Regions from separate parts of the Homo sapiens genome. Here region 1 is linked to region 2. A link is an interaction called in ENCODE POLR2A ChIA-PET data of the cell type or tissue named here. Cell type or tissue: PC-3. All regions are shown on one strand. Links, peaks and the distances in the headings refer to the core of each region. The heading gives the core; the rest is flanking DNA. Region 1 overlaps RBBP8-AS1 (RBBP8 antisense RNA 1). Region 2 overlaps RBBP8-AS1 (RBBP8 antisense RNA 1).

Evidence for each region. Peaks named below come from ENCODE experiments on the same cell type or tissue, not always from the same donor. Only the 100,000 strongest peaks of a DNase experiment are listed, where the experiment ranks them.
Region 1: POLR2A ChIA-PET joins it to region 2 with 5 read pairs; 2 of 35 experiments call an interaction of 5 or more read pairs at or near these places.

The regions. Positions count from the first base shown.
Region 1 is chr18:22,819,737-22,825,124 of GRCh38, forward strand. The region is part of intron 2 of RBBP8-AS1 (RBBP8 antisense RNA 1); the gene reads right to left. All of the region lies in intron 1 of LOC124904263 (a long non-coding RNA gene), which reads left to right. Among named protein-coding and RNA genes, the nearest start is that of RBBP8, 110 kb to the right of the region's middle. RefSeq lists an enhancer at 2,069-2,905. In PC-3, for the core only: no CTCF peak of the experiment used is centred there; a DNase peak (open chromatin) is centred at 2,505.
Region 2 is chr18:22,762,216-22,767,603 of GRCh38, forward strand. All of the region lies in intron 3 of RBBP8-AS1 (RBBP8 antisense RNA 1), which reads right to left. Among named protein-coding and RNA genes, the nearest start is that of RBBP8, 170 kb to the right of the region's middle. In PC-3, for the core only: no CTCF peak of the experiment used is centred there; no DNase peak of the experiment used is centred there.

The sequences.
Region 1 (5,388 bases), core at 143-5,142, 57 kb after region 2:
CCAAGTCTTTGCTATTGTGAATAATGCCGCAATAAACATACGTGTGCATGTGTCTTTATAGCAGCATGATTTATAGTCCTTTGGGTATATACCCAGTAATGGGATGGCTGGGTCAAATGGTATTTCTAGTTCTAGATCCCTGAGGAATCGCCACACTGACTTCCACAATGGTTGAACTAGTTTACAGTCCCACCAACAGTGTAAAAGCGTTCCTATTTCTCCACATCCTCTCCAGCACCTGTTGTTTCCTGACTTTTTAATGATTGCCATTCTAACTGGTGTGAGATGGTATTTCGTTGTGGTTTTGATTTGCATTTCTCTGATGGCCAGTGATGATGAGCATTTTTTCATGTGTTTTTTGGCTGCATAAATGTCTTCTTTTGAGAAGTGTCTGTTCATGTCCTTCGCCCACTTTTTAATGGGGTTGTTTGTTTTTTTCTTGTAAATTTGTTTGAGTTCATTGTAGATTCTGGATATTAGCCCTTTGTCAGATGCGTAGGTTGCGAAAATTTTCTCCCATGTTGTAGGTTGCCTGTTCACTCTGATGGCAGTTTCTTTTGCTGTGCAGAAGCTCTTTAGTTTAATTAGATCCCATTTGTCAATTTTGTCTTTTGTTGCCATTGCTTTTGGTGTTTTGGACATGAAGTCCTTGCCCATGCCTATGTCCTGAATGGTAATGCCTAGGTTTTCTTCTAGGGTTTTTATGGTTTTAGGTCTAACGTTTAAGTCTTTAATCCATCTTGAATTGATTTTTGTATAAGGTGTAAGGAAGGGATCCAGTTTCAGCTTTCTACATATGGCTAGCCAGTTTTCCCAGCACCAAAAAATAATCATTTTTTTATTAGGTGAACATTATTCTGAAAAGATGGCAATCATCTCAAGTATCTCTATATACATAAATATACCTAGATATGTGAATTAGCTAGATAAATGATAGCTATATAGGCAAATAAATTAAAGTTTAATAAACTAGAATCACATGAATGCTACATTGTCATAAAAAGCACTAAATATAAGTATTATTGACTTTAAAAGAAAAAAAACTGAAATGCATTAAAATAATTGTTTGGGTTCAGCTAAACATTTTTATCACCATAGAATATTTTGTTTTCTAAAATATCTCTCTAAGATTCAGAAAAAATTATAGAACAAAAAGTTTCAATTATTAAATAATGATATGTTTAATATAGACATTATCAATTGACTCTTTCCTAAACAAGTTAAGAAAATTAGCAAGCTTTCACTTCTTCCCACATACTCATTTTGGTTAGTTTTTATTTTTATATTTCAGGCTTTATAACATTTACATTTGCTTCTATAGCCATAATTCCTACAACTGTTAAGTCTTAGATAATATCTAAATGAAGCCAATAATCTCCACCTATTCTTTTGTAATGTCTTTTCCATTCCATAGCTCTATATTTTTAATTTATTCTTTTTTTTTTTTTTTTTTTTTTTTTGAGACGGAGTCTCACTCTGTCACCCAGGCTGGAGTGCAATGGCGTGATCTCGGCTCACTGCAACCTCCGCCTCCTGGGTTCAAGTGATTCTCCCACTTTGGCCTCCCAAGTAGCTGGGATTACAGGCGCCCACCATCATGCCAGGCTAATTTTTGTATTTTTGTAGAGACGGGGTTTCACCATGTTGGCCAGGCTGGTCTTGAACTCCTGACCTCAGGTAACCCGCCTGCCTTGGCCTCCCAAAGTGCTGGGATTACAGGCATGAGCCACCATGCCCAGCCAATTTATTCTTTGGTTATCGGTATTTTATCAAATCGTCTTTTTTCTCCAATAAGCTTTCATATGTGCCATATTCACTGAGTTATTGAATGTTTAGGAATAACTTTCTGTTACCGTTATGTACGAATTACAATTTGGCTGGTTATTATACCGTTTGGTTATATTTTCTTCCCTTAATTGAATTTGGCTATACAGAATATATATAAGTAATATATATGCATATATATGCATGTAATACATTTCTATATCATGTGTTTTATTACATTTTCTGTGCTGTTTTCTACTTTAGTGATACCAAATATCTTTCTGACATACCAGCCTTTTCACTTCTATATTATCCCTTGTCTAATTATTTTAATGTATTTTTTGCACTGATTCTCTTAAGTCTTTCTTCCACATCAGTAATTCTGTTTTAAGCCGTGTCTAATCTGTTCATTACCATATAAATTAGTTCTATAATGGTGTTGGTCTTCTGTTTTTTTTTCAGCTCTGTGAATTCTCTTTCATTTCACTCTGCTATTTGAGAGCTTGTTATACCTGTCATGTTCTTACTAAATCCTTCTATATACAAAACACTCAAGAATGTTTTTTCATTTTGATTATATTTTTTTCTAGAGAAGTTTCTTTCTAGTCTTTCACTGTCATATTCCTTTTTCTCCTTCAAAGCCCGACTTCTTAAAGATCTCCACTTGCTCAATTCTGACTCACTCCTAAACCATTTCAATTTGTTTCTGACCCCCCTATTCCAGCAAAAACTGCTCTCAGCGGGTCACCAATGACTTCCTTATTGTTAAATACAATGAACTTCAGTCTCACTTGTACCCTTGGCAGCATTTGTTGTGGCTAATCACTCCTTCCGCTAAACACTCTTCCCTTGGCTTCCATTACAACACACCCTCTGGTTTTCCTTCTACCTCTCTAATTACTTCTCAGCATCTTTTGTGGAGTTTTCTTCCTCTGCTTTTCCCTTAAATTTTCTGTTCTATAAGGATTATGCTAGAATCTTGACTCATTCTATAAACTCTCAGTGTTTGAATCTATCTACTCTTCTGGCTTAAATTACATCTATACACAGCTTCTAATTTATAGCTCCATTACCTAGTGTCTCCCCAGTGTATCTATTTATTGGACACTTTGGTCAAGTCCTAAACTGAACTCATAATCTTCTATTCCCAACCTGCTCCTCCTCTTCAGTTTTCTGCTTCTCTAAAAAGAAACTACCCGGTTGTTCAAGTCAGATACTTGGGGGTTATCTTTAACTCCTTGTTTTTCTTCTCATAGTTAACCATCAGGCCTAATGATTTTAACTCCTAATAAAATTATCTTAGCTACTCTCTATCACCACTGCCATTGCCTATCTCAAGTAACTATCTTCTATTTCCAGTTTTACTGCAATAGTCTCAAACTAATTTTCTAAAGTGGTTCTACTGAAATTCAAATCTGATCATGCCATACCCAGTACCCCTTAAAATCTTTCAATAACTGGCCATTGCCTATGAGATAGCCTCCAAACACCTTAACCTGGCATAAATGACCCTTCTCGGTTACAGTCTCTTGATACTTCTCCAATTTCATTTTCTGTTTCACATATATGTTCCGGTCAAGATAAACTACTTACAGTTCACTAAAAATAATCAGGTTCTCTTTCAGCTTTGCATGTTATTCCATCTACTTTAATCACTCTCACTCCTCCCATTGGCCTGGCTAAGTCCTAACCATCTTTCCACTCTTAATTTAGAAGTTCCTTCTTCTAGGAAACTTTCTTGGATTCCCAGTTTCAAGTTAAGTATCCCCCTCCTAAGTACTCTCACAGGACCTTGAACTTCTTTAACACATTCTGCCATAACAAAGTTGCCTTTTTACTTCTCTAGAAACTAGACTGTAAGTATCAAGAGGTGGGTATGGTGTGTATCTTGTTCACGATTGCATCCCCAACCTCTAAAAAAGAATGATTTTTGAATGATTGAATCAATAGGAGAATGTAGCTTTACAGAGAAAGAGAAGCAAACTAACATATAAACTAAAAATGCCTCTTCCTTAGAGAATGAAGGAAAGGATGAAAGAGTATATGCCTTGCTTTTGTTAGTTCTTGACAGAAAATGTTAGGCTTAATCAAATGGCATAGCCTCAATACTTGGCCATTTTTTACCTACAAAAATGACAATTTAATACAGCTCAACTTAATACATTTTGATGGTTTGACCTACATTCACAAACTATCAAACCTGGAGAAACCCAGTATCCTGATACCAAAGATGAAAGGCTAGAGCCAGACCACTAATCTTTAACCCCATTCTCTTTTAATCAGCAAATTTTGAGAAATGAATGAAGTATAAATATTGATGCATAAGACAGGACTGAAACATTTGAAGTTGAACCACTTTTAGACAAGACATGCACTGAACTGGGTGGCCTAAATTCTGAGACAAATGTTTCTGATTTCCCTGGGCGTAGCCAGAGATTAAGCCGATATTTTTCTTTAAAAGACTATCATTCATCTTCGACTAGTTCATGGGAAAGGAAGCCTCTTTAGAAGAAGGTACAGCGACTGGTTAACATACAATGTATTCATTAAAACCTCATATGCCAACTGGTGCTTAATAACTACTTTAAAAAATATTCATGGTGACAGAAATGGAAAGATTTAGTGCCTTCATATGAATAAAAATGTTCAGATTCTTTATTAAAGTTTGCTTTAATAAAGTGGCTTCTTTTTTAGGATTGTTATTCCCCTACCATGTATACTAATACATTCAAGAAAGGTAGAGAGAACTTAAGGTATGTTCTATTTCATATTCACCTCCAATAAAACCACTAAATTGGATGAAAACTAGAATTGTCACTTATTCTCTAGCAACCAAATAAATTTTATAAAGCTAGACATTGGTCCTAAATTTTCTTTATATCATCTTTTATTGTTAACATGGTTAATCTCTTCTCAAATAGGGAGGCTATGTATATTACCAAAAAAAATTGGAGCAATGAAAAAAAACTAGTGAAATCAAGCAATAGCCAAACTGGATCATTTATGCTCCAAATGTTCTTTTCATCCGCCAGTGTTTTTTCTCCAGACATAATCTTCCACATAAGTACAGCCTTATGCTAAACTGACATAATTCCAATGTTACTAGTTGGTTTTGTCAATTTAGTAGAGTAAAATCCAGTAATTTGGGATTAATGAAACAACTAATTGAACTGTTACTTTTCACTGGCTGTGTTAATTCAATGTGATACAACACTGTCATATGATCAGGTCAAACCTAGAAAGAATTCATTTGCTCTAAAAAGTGGGCAATTCACCCATAAGCACAGAGTATTATTATAGAAACTTTTTCCCCTATGATCTAATACTAGACAATTTGAGCCACTGTGTTAAATTAACATCAAAATATACATTCAGACCAGAATGGTAGCTTACAAAGATGAACTCTTTTCTCTCTTGTTCACTTTTGTTTGCCTAGTGCCTACATTGTAAGCATTCAAATAATATTTGTTGAATGAGTTAATTAATGAAAATTATTATCATCAGTTGCCTATCCTATCCAGACAAAACATTTTGTCTATAGAAAATATGACCAATAAATAACATTCTATGTGTCAGGATCTCCCAACATAAAGACTTCTAGGTAATTACAAAACTGAAAAGCAC
Region 2 (5,388 bases), core at 169-5,168:
TCTGGGATGAAAGGCTGGTTCAACATATGCAAATCAATAAATGTAATCCATCACATAAACAGAACCAATGACAAAAACCACTTGATTATCTCAATAGATGTAGTAAAGGCCTTCAATAAAATTCAACACCCCTTCATTCTAAAAACACTCAATAAACTAGCTATCGATGGAACATATCTCAAAATGGTAAGAGCTATTTATGACAAACCCACAGCCAATATCAGACTGAATGAGCAAAAGCTGGAAACATGCCTTTTGAAAACCAGCACAAAGCAAGGATGCCCTCTCTCATCACTCCTATTCAACATAGTATTGGAAGTTCTGGCCAGGGCAATCAGGCAAGAGAAAGAAATAAAGCGTATTCAAATAGGAAGAGAGGAAGTCAAATTGTCTCTGTTTGCAGATGACATGATTGTATATTTAGAAAATCCCATCGTCTCAGCCCAAAATCTCCTTAAGCTGATAAGCAACTTCAGCAAAGTCTCAGGATACATGTGAAAAAAATCACAATCATTCCTGTACACCAAAAATAGACAGAGAGCCAAATCACGAGTGAACTCCCATTCACAATTGCTACAAAGAGAATAAAATACCGTGGAATACGACTTACAAGGGACGTGAAGGACCTCTTCAAGGAGAACAACAAGCCACTGCTCAAGGAATAAGAGAGGACACAAACAAATGGAAAAACATTCCATGCTCATGGTTAAGAAGAATCAATATCAGGAAAATGGCCATACTGCCCAAAATAATTTATGGATTCAATGCTATCTCTAGCAAGCTACCATTGACTTTCTTCACAGATTTAGAAAAACTTCTTTGAATTTCATATGGAACCAAACAAGAGCCCGTATAGCCAAGACAATCCTAAGCAAAAAGAACAAAGCTGGAGGCATCATGCTACCTGACTTCAAACTATACTACAAGGCTACAGTAACCAAAACAGCATGGTACTGGTACCAAAATAGATATATAGGCCAATGGAACAGAACAGAGGCCTCAGAAATAATGCCACACATCTACAACCATTGGATCTTTGACAAAACTGACACAAACAAGCAATGGGGAAAGGATTCCCTATTTAATAAATGGTGTTGGGAAAACTGGCTAGCCATGTGCAGAAAACTGAAACTGGACCCCTTCCTTACATCCTATACAAAATTTAACTCAAATGGATTAAAGACTTAACATAAGACCTAAAACCATAAAAACCCTAGAAGAACACCTAGGCAATACCATTCAGGACATAGGCATGGTCAAAGACTTCATGACTAAGACACCAAAAGCAATGGCAACAAAAGACAAAATTGACAAATGGGATCTAATTAAACTAAAGAGCTTCTGCACAGCAAAAGAAACTATCATCAGAGTGAACAGGCAACCTACAAAATGGGAGAAAATTTTTTCAATCTATCCATCTGACAAAGGGCTAATATCCAGAATCTATAATGAACTTAAACAAATTTACAAGAAAAAAACAACCCCATCAAAAAGTGGGCAAAGGATATGAACAGACGCTTCTCAAAAGAACACATTTATGCAGCCAAGAAACATGAAAAAAAAATTATCATCACTGGTCATTAGAGAAATGCAAATCAAAACCACAATAAGATACGATCTCACACCAGTTAGAATGGCAATCATTAAAAAGTCAGGAAACAATAGATGCTGGAAAGACTGTGGAGAAATAGAAACGCTTTTACACTGTTGGTGGGAATGTAAATTAGTTCAACCATTGTGGAAGACAGTGTGGCGTTTCCTCAAGGATCTAGAACCAGAAATACCATTTCACCCAGCAATCCCATTACTGGGTATATACCCAAAGGATTATGAATCATTATACTATAAAGACACATGCACACTTATGTTTATCGCAACACTATTCACAATAGCAAAGACTTGGAACCAACCCAAATGCCCATCAATGATAGACTGGATAAAGAAAATGTGGCACATAAACACCATGGAATACTATGCAGCCATAAAAAAGGATGAGTTCATGTCCTTGCAGACAACATGGATGAAGCTGGAAACCATCATTCTCAGCAAACACAGGAACAGAAAACCAAACACAACATGTTCTCACTCATAAGTGGGAGTTGAACAATGAGAACACATGGACACAGGGAGGGGAACATCACACACCGGGGCCTGTCAAGGGGTGGGGGCATATGGGAGGGATAGTATTAGGAGAAATACCTAATGTAGATGACATTGGTTGATGGGTGCAGCAAACCACCATGGCACATGTATACCTATGTAACAAACCTGAATGTTCTGCATACGTATCCCAAAACCTAAAGTATAATAAAAAAGAAAAAAATGCCCAAATACCCATCAATGATAGACTGGACAAGGAAAACGTGGCACATATACACCATGGAATACTACATAGCCACAAAAAAAGATGAGTTCATGTCCTTTGCAGGGACATGGATGAAGCTGGAAACCATCATTCTCAGCAAACTAACACAGGAACTGAAAACCAAACACCACATGTTCTCACTCATAAGTGGGAATTGAACAATGTGAACACATGGACACAGGATTGGAACATCACACACCAGGGCCTGTCAGGGGGTTGGGGGCAAGGGGAGGGAGAGCATTAGGACAAATACCTAATGCATGTGGGGCTTAAAACCTAGATGACAGGTTGACAGGTGCAGCAAACCACCATGGCACATGTATACACCTATGTAGCAAACCTTTATGTTCTGCACATGTATCCCAGAACTTAAAGTTAAATAAATAAAAAAGAGCCTGGGGGATCTCCTCAGGATCCAAGAAAGGACACCTCTCTGTCTGAAATGCAGAATGACAGTGATAGAAAAAACTACAGAAATGGTCTTCACTGACAAGCCCAATAGAGAATTCTTATCTTCAACAATTCTGACAGGTAGAATCCAGCTTCATTTTTACTACATCTGGGAATTGGGAGCTCCTTGCCACTTAGTGCAGACCATTTCCATATTTGAATAGTTAAATGTTCTGGAAAGCCTTTTGAAACTTGAGCCAAAGCCAGGTGCTGAGCTATAATCCTAGCTTTCCAGGCGTCAGAGGTTTCCATCTTGGGGGTGCAGAGGAACATATGATAAAATTAGGATGACCACCCATTCTGGTTTGTCATGGACTGTTCTGGTTTTAGCATGAAAGTCCTGTGTCTCAGGAAGCCCTATAATAAATAGGTCACAGGGCTAGAAATCACAGGGTTTCTAGTCACAGGACCTGAGTTACAGTCCCAGCTCTACCATTTAATCTGTTGTGTAGCTTTAGGCAAATCAATTAGTCAATCTAAGCCTCAGTTTATTCATCTATATGAGGATAATAATACCCATCTTACAGAGTTGATGTAAGGATTAAATAAGTAATATATAAGAAGATTTCAGCAGAGAGCCTTGTACACAGTGGAGACTTTTAAATGCTAGCAGATACATCTATAATGAGTATACTTTAACATATAGTGACCACAATTTCCCTTCCTTACAATTTCCAGTCATAAAGTTTCTCCCATCCTTTGAAATACTGCAGAACATATCTGATTCCTCTTCCAAATGAACACTCTTCAAATAGCTGAGGGCTGTGGCATGCTCCATACCACCCACTTTCCACTCCAAATCTATACCAGACTGGTCTCCTCTTTTCCAGACTAAATATCTCTAGTACTTTGACCATCGTTCAGATGACATGATTTCCAGAATTTTGTCCCTCTTATTAACCTTTTTGTAGATCTGTCATTTGTAAAGTGCAGGCCAAGAACTGAGCACAACTTCCTTGATGTTATCTGACCAGCACAAGGACATTTGGATGATTATCTCGTTCCTTCTGGACTCTCTATTTCCATCACATGACCTCAGGTCACATTAGCATTTTGGCAGCCTTAACCCAGTTGGCTTATGTTAAGCTGACAGTCAGCTAACACTCCTGAGCCTTTCTCTTGCTCTTATAAACTATTAAACAAAGTCTCCCTTGGTCTGGTTTCAGCTGATCCTTTAAACACAAAAGTTAGAGTCTAAATTTATCCCTATTAATTGTATCATGCTGGTTGCAGCCTATCCTTCAAGGTTGTTGAGATTTTTATGGCTCCTTAGCCTGTCAGCCAACATGTTAGCTGTTTTTCTCAGTTTTGTTTCATCTTTAAATTTGATAAGAATGCTTCAAACTGTTGATTTAAAATACTGAACAATTTAGGGCCAAGAACCGAACCATTTAAAAGTTTCATAAAGGTTAAGTCTGGTTAATATTAATAACTATTACCATTTGTTCAGTAATTGCTCTGAGCCAGATACTGAGTTAGATGCATTGGGAACATTATCTCATTTGATTGCAGAACTCTTCAAGATAAATATGATTGTCCTCTTCTTACAAATGATAAAACTACACTTATACACTGTTGGTGAGAGTGCAAATTAGTTCAACCACTGTGGAAAACAGTGTGGTGATTCCTCAAAGAGCTAAAGACAGAAATACCATTCGACCCAGCAATCCCATTACTGGGTATATATCCAAAGCAATATAAATCATTCCATACTAAAGACACATGCACATATGTGTTCACTGCAGCACTATTCACAATAACAAAGACATGGAATCAACCCAAATGCCCATCAATTATAGACTGGATAAAGAAAATGTGGTACATATACACCATGGAGTACTATACAGCCATAAAAACAAATGAGATCATGTCCTTTGTAGGAACATGGGTGGAGCTGGAGGCCACTTTCCTTAGCAAAGTAATGCAGGAACAAAATACCACATGTTCTCACTTATAAGTGAGAGCTAAATGATGAGAAGACATGGACACGTAGAGAGGAACAACACACACTAGGACCCACTGGAGGGTGAGGGTAGGAAGGAGCAGAGGTTCAGGAAAAATAGCTAATGAGTACTAGGCTTAATACCTGGGTAACAAAAGAATCTGTACAACATATCCTCATGACATGAGTTTAACTGCATAACAAACCTGCACATATACCTCTAAAGTTAAAAGTTTAAAAATAAATAAATAAAAATATGGAACTAATGAAATAAAACAAATGATAAAACTGAGACTCAGAAATGTCACATGTCTTACTCAAATTCAGACAACTAGTAAGGCTTATAGCTGCATTTTGGAACCAGGTTTGTCTGATATCAAAGTCAAAATTCTACAGTGCCATGCTGCCTTTGGAAGGGGAGCTGCTGAGACTATGAAAAAAGTCTTTAAGCCAAAGTCCTATTTGGAACCCCAAGGGTAGGTAAACCTTATCACTCTCTCCTTTCTGCCTCCCACTTCCCTGTGTCCTTCATCACAGTGACCCACCTTCGTAGGTTAGGGTATAAACCCTTCTCTCCACACTACTTTCCTCTTATCAGGCCCTTGTCCTTCCCTCCCATCCTCAGTCCTGC